2 separate regions of the Mus musculus genome follow, and region 2 is linked to region 1. A link is a loop called in an ENCODE intact Hi-C map of the cell type or tissue named here. Cell type or tissue: heart. All regions are shown on one strand. Region 1 overlaps Isyna1 (myo-inositol 1-phosphate synthase A1). Region 2 overlaps Ell (elongation factor RNA polymerase II).

Region 1 (4,000 bases):
TGGGGCAAGGACTGACTGCATATATTTGGGGTGTGAGGCAACAGAGGGCGGCCACCCTGCCACCAGAACATAGGCCACTTGGGATGAGTTGGAGCCACAGAATTCTGGGGGTGTGGCTACTGCTGACCCTCCTTCAGCCTCCCCTTTCTCTGGTCCAGATTGACATTCCAGCTTGACCACATGACAGCTGTCCCTTGCTGTGGCTCTTGTCCCACCCTCTGTGTCTCGTTCTTGCAGAGCGCAGCAGCAGCTCCCAGCCCTGTGATGGGTGCCATGACCCCAAACGATGCAATGGCAGCAGGCCCTGTGGCACCAGGCTTCTTCCAGGTATGGGTGCCTGGGGCTTCCTCTGTTCCCAGAGTTGAGGTCGGGGTATGCTGCAGGCTCGTCTTCAGTGGAAGACTGTCACCACAGTGGGTGTGAAGATGTGTGCACCTTGTCATTGCCAGTGACAGGCATGAATCTATGCCCCTGAGTATTAGTTACCATTAATGCCATCCCCTGGCAACAGGCTGTGCCCCTGTTCCCCTCCCAGGTTGAGCTTCATAGCTTTTCCCACCTATCCTCCCGAACAAGATGTGTAGCCCCAGTGGTGGACCTCACAGCCAGGTAGTGGGCTTCACCCGAGCTGGCACCATGACGTGCTCCCTCCTTTTACAGCTGTGCCAGCTGACTGTGGTCTGCAGTCTGGATCTGCAGCAGGGGACTAGCAAGGTTGGAGGCCCTGGTCCCCCACTCTACTCCCAGGGATAGTAAGAACAGGGTTTCTTTAGGGCAAGTACAAGATGAAGGTTATTTATTGATTGCCACCCACCTCTTCCAGCCCTTCATGTCACCACGGTTCCCAGGGGGTGCCCGCCCAATCCTAAGGATGCCAGGCCAGGTGATAGAGGGCCGGCCGCGGTGGGAGGAGCAGTGGTTTTGGGGGATGTCTCTCCCAACTCAGTACTGTGCCTGCTCCACAGCCTCCTGTGGGCCTCCCTGGCTCCCAGCCCCTCATCCCCGCTGCCATGGACCCCTCCCCACGAGTGCAGGGTGAGTAGGATGCACTCCAGCTGCTGGTCCACAGCACTCGCCCCTCATGGGTGTGCCCTAGCCTGAGCCCTCTTTCTTGTATCTCTGCCTAGGACACCCCAGCCTGGGAGGCCCGATGCAGAGGGTGACCCCTCCAAGAGGAATGGCCAGTGTTGGGCCCCAGGTAAGGGGTGGCCTAGCCTACTTGGGGGGGGGGCAGAAAGGCCACACCTGGGTTTTCTGACTAACCCTTTGCCTCAACAGGGCTATGGAACTGGCATGCGGCCCCCACCCAACTCCCTTGCCACCAGCCAGGTCCTGCCGTCCATGAACATGTAAGCTCTAGGGTGCTTTAAGACTTGTGGTTACCCAGATAGTCCCCCCTGCTGAGGCAGACTTTATGTGTTCAGGGACAGCCTGAGCATTGTTTATTCCACCAAGTATTTGGAGGGGAAACTGAGGCCAAGAGAGCCACTTAGCTCTGGGGAATGATGGGCCCCAGGCCCAGACTGCTTGGTCTACTGCAGGGCCACCATCTCTTCCAGGGGTCCAGGAGTGCGTGGCCCATGGGCCAGTCCCAGCGGTAACTCGGTGAGTGGCAGGCAGGGTGAGTTAGGGAAGGAGGGCTGGAGCCAGCTGCCTGCCACTGAGTGCTCACAGCTGTCCCTGCCTGTTCCCAGATCCCGTACTCTTCCTCATCTCCTGGCAGCTACTCGGTGAGTCCCTGCTGGTGCGTGGTGGGACCTGCAAGGCTATCTGCCAGAGAAACCCTGTTTCACAGTTCTCATGTCTCCATGCAGGGACCCGCAGGAGGAGGCGGAGCCCCTGGAACACCCATCATGCCCAGCCCTGGAGGTAAGGAGCATGCTGGTTTGGGGTGAGCCGGGGTCTCCATTTCATGCACCCACCCACGCAGCCCCTGCTGTTCCCTCCCAGACTCCACCAACTCCAGCGAGAATATGTACACCATCATGAATCCCATCGGGCCGGGCGCTGGCAGGGCTAACGTGAGTGCGGGCCGGTGCGCCTCACCTGACGGGGACTCTGCGGGGGGCGGCCGGCCCGAGCCCCACGCTGCCCTGTGCCCGCAGTTCCCGCTCGGCCCCAGCCCGGAGGGCCCAATGGCCTCAATGAGCACGATGGAGCCACACCACGTGAACGGATCCCTGGGTGAGTGGCTGGGCGCCACCTACCGGTTTCATCGGCGGGCACCGTGACCGCCAGGAGCCAGGACGAGAGCCTGTTAGGTTACCCGGTTGCTGACGCCTACACCGGCTAGTGCCCTCATCTCCACGCAACGAGGAGGGGCGACTCTGAGAGACTCACTGAGTCTTCTGTCCCCAAACTCGCGGGTGGCCCCTGGGCCCAGCCCCTGCACTCTCCATTGCCCCTAGGTTACAGAAACGAAAACCTCTGGGGTACCCAGTTCTTGAGCTCAGTGTGCAGCGCCTGAGCCTGGTGTCTCTCCCCACAGGCTCGGGCGATATGGACGGGCTGCCGAAGGTGAGGTCCTGCACACTTGATGGGTGGGAGGGCAGATGGCCAGGGGAGGGGTGGGGACCCACGCGCTGATCAGCGCCACCCCTAGAATTCCCCCGGCGCCGTGGGCGGCCTGAGCAACGCCCCGGGGACCCCGCGCGACGATGGCGAGATGGCGGCTGCCGGGACCTTCCTGCACCCGTTCCCGAGCGAAAGCGTAAGCGCCTGCGTCGACTCCCCACCCGCGGCCGCAGCGGGCCGGAGGGGCCTGGCGGGCAGACCCCGGCGGGGCGGCCGCGGGGCCAGAGCAAGACCGTGACCGCGGCGGGCCAGGTGGGGGGGCGGCCGCGGCACCTTCCCCCTCCTTCCCATCCTCCCCGGGTTCCCCTTGTCCCCGGGAGGGTGGGCCCCAGCCTCGGCCAGAGCTGAGCCGCGCTCCGCGCGCCGCCCTCTCTCCGCAGTACTCCCCCGGCATGACCATGAGCGTGTGATAGTCCCGGCCTGAGCCCAGGGTCCTGCTGGTGAGGTCTCGGTCGCGGCAGCACCCCTGCCATCCGGACTCCTGGCTAGCCCGGCCGGCCGGCAGGGCCCCCACGAAGGACTTTTATCATTTTCTAAACACACATATACACACACAAACTCAAAAGGACCTCAGAGAAGTGCAGGCCTCTGGACCTCTGTGCACACAAGGCTGGGGGGTGGGGGCAGGGGTTCTGCCAATAAATGCCATTCCGTTTTGACTTTGGTACTGCTGATGTCTTTTACTTGACATGGCCTAAAAATCTTGCTATGGCCTAAATCTGTACTTTGATGGGCTGGGAGCCCACCTTCCCCCATAGGCTGAGGCAAGGCGTGAGTTTGAGGCCAGCCTAGCCTGGTCTACATAGCATATTCCAGGTCAACCTGAGACCCCTTCCTGGAAAAAGCACACAAGGAGGCTTGCTTGAGACTTGCTTTATTGTCTTTGGCAAGGGCTGAAGTACTATGGTTGGAGGCATTGGGGGTAGAAGGGTCCGGTCCGGTCACTTGATTTAAGCAGTGGACAGCTTTGGTGTTGGTGCCTGCGGGTGCCCATTGGCATCGCCGGTGCAGCCATTGGTGGCAGGTGTGGGCTCTTTCTTGCAAGGCAGTGGGCTGGTGGCCACCACCTCTCCTGGCTTGATGCCTGGGCCTGGACGCTCCATCTTGTGCTCTAATAGCATGTGGTTCTGGGGCGGGAGCCCCACGCAAGCCCTGCAGGGGACAGTGCAGGCTCAGCAAGACCATCTTAAGGCTGTCTTTGCCAGCCCTGAGCCCTCCCCTGCCACCAGGGGCGCACCTGAAAATATTCTCGATACAGCTGCGCTGGCGGAAGAGGGCATTCACTACAGGGCTGCCCGGGGGCACAAGCGGGGCCTTAAACAGGAAGCTAAGCAGGGACAGCACTGTGTGGAAGCCCTGAGGCTCGGGGTCCGAGTCTGTGCAGAAGCTCACGCGCTGACACAGCTCTGTGAGCAGCACTAGGTCC
Region 2 (4,000 bases), 54 kb after region 1:
AGTCACTTGAGAGCCAGGAGGAACTGGATACTACACTCATTGAAACTACCTTCAAACTGCACATAGGGTGCTCACCAGATGACTCTGTGGGGAATGGCCACCCTGAGTACAATTCCCAGGACCCTAGAAAGAGAAAACCAACTCCTGCAAATTGTCCTCTGACCTGCACATATGTGTGCGTGTACATGCGCGTACACACACACATTGATAAATAAAAATTCTAATTGCACACATGTTGGCCTACTTCACGATAAGCAGCTGCCTAGCATAGTCCAAGCCCTGTGGTTCCATCTCCATAAAAAGAGAAAGAATAAAAGTGGAGATGAGAGACACAGGCATAAAGAGGGGGAAAAGAAAAAGGAGGCAGGGAAAGAAGGGTGGGAACGAGGAGAGGAAAAAAAGAAAGGACAGGCTATCATGGCACATACTTTCATTCCAGCACTGAGGAGACAGAGCCAGGAGGAGGGAGAGTTCTGAGCCACCTGGCTCCACCTACCTTCTGGGACCTGATACCAGGTCTTCACATATGCCCCACACACTGGTCCCCCAGGGTACTCTCACAGATCAGGCCTCAGAGCTGCCTGGAGTTTCTGCTATGGCCTCCTCTGGGCCCCACTCCTCCAGCTTGGCTTTCCCTGTTCAATGTATCTCTTCCATGGGCCATACCAATGACTCTTAGCACTGAGAAAGCTTCATCTTCAAGAGGCCACAGGCCGCCGGGTGTGGTGGCACACACCTTTAATCACAGCACTCAGGAGGCAGAGGCAGGCGGATTTCTGAGTTCGAGGACAGCCTGGTCTACAAAGTGAGTTCCAGGACAGCCAGAGCTATACAGAGAAACACTGTCTCGAAAAAAAAAAAAAAAAAAAGAGGCCACAGGCCTCTGCCTTCATGAGGCTTCCTTCCCTAGGACACCTTCACCCAGAGCACATACCAGCCTGCCTCTACTCAAGGTCCACAGCAGCCATCCCTAGGGTCATGTACCACACCTAGAATACATGTCTGATCAATGAGCAGGGAGACCTGAGGGGTATAGTGTGGGAGGTGCAGCAATCAAAATGAAAAGCTTCCCATCCTGGGGTATTCAGTGGTCACTGCCTGCCTGGCATGCTCTAGTGCACCGGTTCCATCCCTAGAACTGCAAAGAAAAACCTGAGGGGTTGGGATGGCTCTCAGCAGCTGCAGAGCACTGTCAGCTCTTGCAGAAGACTCAGTTCCCAACACCCACATGGTGGCTCACAATCAAGAATGCAGGTGGAATGTACAAAGAAATATCCATTCATACAAAATAAAAATTAAAAAGCAAAATGGAGCAACCAGGATTGGGCTGGGCTGCAGTTCAGTGGAGGCCAAGCACACAGACTCTGAGGCTTAAGGGATGATAACCTGTTTACTTAGTACTAGGGAAGACAGAGAGACAATACTGCATGTGTGTCTGGAGTGTAGAGTGGTTAAGGATGCCCCTTGTACTACAAAGACAGTCACGACTGTCTTCTGTGAGCCTTCCCTCCATGCTGGCTGTGCACATAGTTAAAAGGAGACAAGGTTTCCCACATTCTTCAAATAGACACCCAGAGACTCCCGATCACTATAATGCCAGCCCCTACCCTGAACCTTTCGGCCTAGTGACTCAGTGAGGAGCTACATCTCCCCTTTGGCCAGAGAGGCTCCTGTCTGCAGGACATCATAAGAGCACAAGGCTGTGACACTGAGTGTGAGACAGTCTCCTCAGGATGGCCTATTTGGACACCAGCTTTTCTTTTTATTGAAAGGTGACACAACAACTGGGTGTGGTGACAAACACCTGTCACCCAAATACTTGTGAAGCAGAGGAAAGGGCCAGCCTGTGCTACATGTGCTACATAACACCTATCTAAGAGGAGGAAAAAGAATAAAAACAGAAAAAAAATATTCATCTGCCATAGCTGCCTTCTGGTAGGAAGTCACTTGGGGGCACTCTTGAGTGACCCATGGGACTGCAGAGCTGACAAAAAACCAACTTGTGTGGCTCAGAGCACCCAGGTCAACCAGTAGCAGGACTCCTGTGTGTGCCCTGCTAGCCCCATCCCTGGGTCTCCTGTGAGTTTGGCTTGGGCCTAAGGACTAGCAAAGTATGCAGGGAAAAGTAGCCATGTTTTCCGTGCTGGGTAGTTCCTCCCTCAAGGACGCCAGGATGTCACAATCTCCGTGTGCTGTCAAAACTGCTTGCAGGGTGATGAACTCTGGCCTGCAGATGAGTCAACAGAGGGGTGGGTTCTGAGTGCCTGCTGTTTACACACAGTCACCGTGGCCACAGCAAGGAGGCCGGAAGCACAGTCAAGGGTCACAGTAGCTAGGGAGAAGCTTGGTCCCCAGTACACATACCCGTCACCCCCCCAAGACTCCAGCTTCTTGTTCAAGGCCTTGGAGAGGCTTAGCCTCAGAACTATCCTTGCAACACACGCAGGAAACCCATTCTCCAGCAGGCCCAAGGCAAAAGGCTGCCACATTCCTGATGCCCATACTAGCATGCTCTACTCTGCCTGGTAGAGCCACAGTCCTTCTGAGGCCGTGATGCCTGGCTCCTGAGCCACCTCCCTGCTTGGAGGTCCTGAGAAGTAACTTGGCCTCTAAAACCACCACCCATGACTTCACCTGAAGACTGGACACTGCTCCCCTATGGGGCTGACTGGGATGGATGGCAGGAACAAGCAGGGCACAGCAGACACTGAGACTAGCCCCTCAGTCACTGAGTGTGCTCTAAGGGTACTAGCAGACTGGTCTGAGTCCTCTGTGCACTGAGGAAGCTGGGGAGGAAGGGGATGATATGCTGCTTCAAGGTTCATCTGCCTCAGAACAAAGTGGGAGCCACTAGTCCATTCTGACCAGGGCAGGGTCCTGGTAATTCCGAAAGGCTGGGATCCCCAGTGGTATAGCAGCCACACCAGAAAGGTGCAGGCTTAACTAAGGCCTCCTGCCCAACTCCCAGATGTCCCCTGTGGTGTAGGACAGAGAGCCAGGGCATCCTGCTCTCCTCCCGGCACCCTCTGGCCATAGTAGCACGCACTTTGCTCCCTACTGACACCCACCCTGCTGGATCTCCCACGTCCATCTCTGCTCTCAAGGATTCTAAAACATCAGGTGTAACATGAGGTGTATCTCGGTGCCTGTGAGCCCAAAGGCCAGCACTATGCAGGCAGGGAAGGGGTGGTTTTTTGTTTTGTTTTTTTTTCTTTCCAGGGGGGGGGCAGTGGTTAAGGACAGGCCCAGAAGGCAGCTTCCTACTGGCAAGTGACAAGTGTCCAGGGATATGAGGCCACAGCAGAATCCAGACAAGTCACTCTTGGTAGAGACTCTGAAACTGAAGAAGGGGGAGGTTGACCCTTGCTGGCCCACAGATGCTCAAGGTTCTTAACCCTGCTAGAACCTTCAATTTTCCCTGACCTCTCCATGCCTCTCCACCAAGGGCAAGGTGAGGGCATGGGGCCACAGAGCCACCTACCTAGCAATGAACTACAATGGGGTAGGTGGAGGCAGGGTTCCCACCTCATGGCTCTCAGGGAACATGCCCCTCTCTCTCTCTCTCTCTCTCTTTTTTTTTTGTTTTTTGTTTTTGTTTTTTCGAGACAGGGTTTCTCTGTATAGCCCTGGCTGTCCTGGAACTCACTTTGTAGACCAGGCTGGCCTCGAACTCAGAAATCCACCTGCCTCTGCCTCTGCCTCCCGAGTGCTGGGATTAAAGGCGTGCGCCATCACACCTGGCTGGGAACATGCCTCTCAATAGCAACTGGCTGTCCTGGAAGGTAGAGGGGACCATATTTCTTCATGTGTCCTAGAAGTCACACCCACAGAGTCCCAAAACACACAGATGAAGTGTCACATCAGCACCAGTTTGGTTTGAGAACTCTTTTAGGTTGTTTCTTTGAGAAAAGGTCTCATATAGGCCAGACTGGCCTTGAATTCCAAACCCTTCTGCCTCATCCTCCCCAGCCCTGGACCCACAGGCAGTTCTCCTGCATTG

The links. A loop is a pair of places that touch in the nucleus more often than their neighbours do. Peaks named below come from ENCODE experiments on the same cell type or tissue, not always from the same donor. Only the 100,000 strongest peaks of a DNase experiment are listed, where the experiment ranks them.
Region 2: a loop joins it to region 1, with 2.0 times the contacts of the local background. A loop is called at or near these places in 14 of 42 quality-filtered maps.

What each region holds. Positions count from the first base shown.
Region 1 is chr8:70,596,723-70,600,722 of GRCm38, reverse strand. Isyna1 (myo-inositol 1-phosphate synthase A1) reads right to left here. Exons shown (of 11, transcript NM_023627.1): 10 at 3,812-4,000; 11 at 3,433-3,726. The coding sequence ends at 3,525. Ssbp4 (single stranded DNA binding protein 4) reads left to right here. Exons shown (of 18, transcript NM_001372473.1): 5 at 238-327; 6 at 661-714; 7 at 824-883; 8 at 966-1,035; 9 at 1,128-1,198; 10 at 1,279-1,349; 11 at 1,560-1,605; 12 at 1,695-1,730; 13 at 1,815-1,869; 14 at 1,951-2,021; 15 at 2,106-2,184; 16 at 2,489-2,517; 17 at 2,603-2,710; 18 at 2,955-3,233. The coding sequence ends at 2,984. Among named protein-coding and RNA genes, the nearest start is that of Isyna1, 4.2 kb to the right of the region's middle. In heart, CTCF peaks have their summits at 2,212 (motif pointing left) and 3,778; DNase peaks (open chromatin) are centred at 52, 2,192, 2,882, 3,662 and 2 weaker places; H3K4me3 peaks cover 2,723 bases; H3K27ac peaks cover 3,408 bases.
Region 2 is chr8:70,542,575-70,546,574 of GRCm38, reverse strand. All of the region lies in intron 1 of Ell (elongation factor RNA polymerase II), which reads right to left. Among named protein-coding and RNA genes, the nearest start is that of Ell, 4.9 kb to the right of the region's middle. In heart, a CTCF peak has its summit at 1,938 (motif pointing right); a DNase peak (open chromatin) is centred at 2,184; H3K27ac peaks cover 556 bases.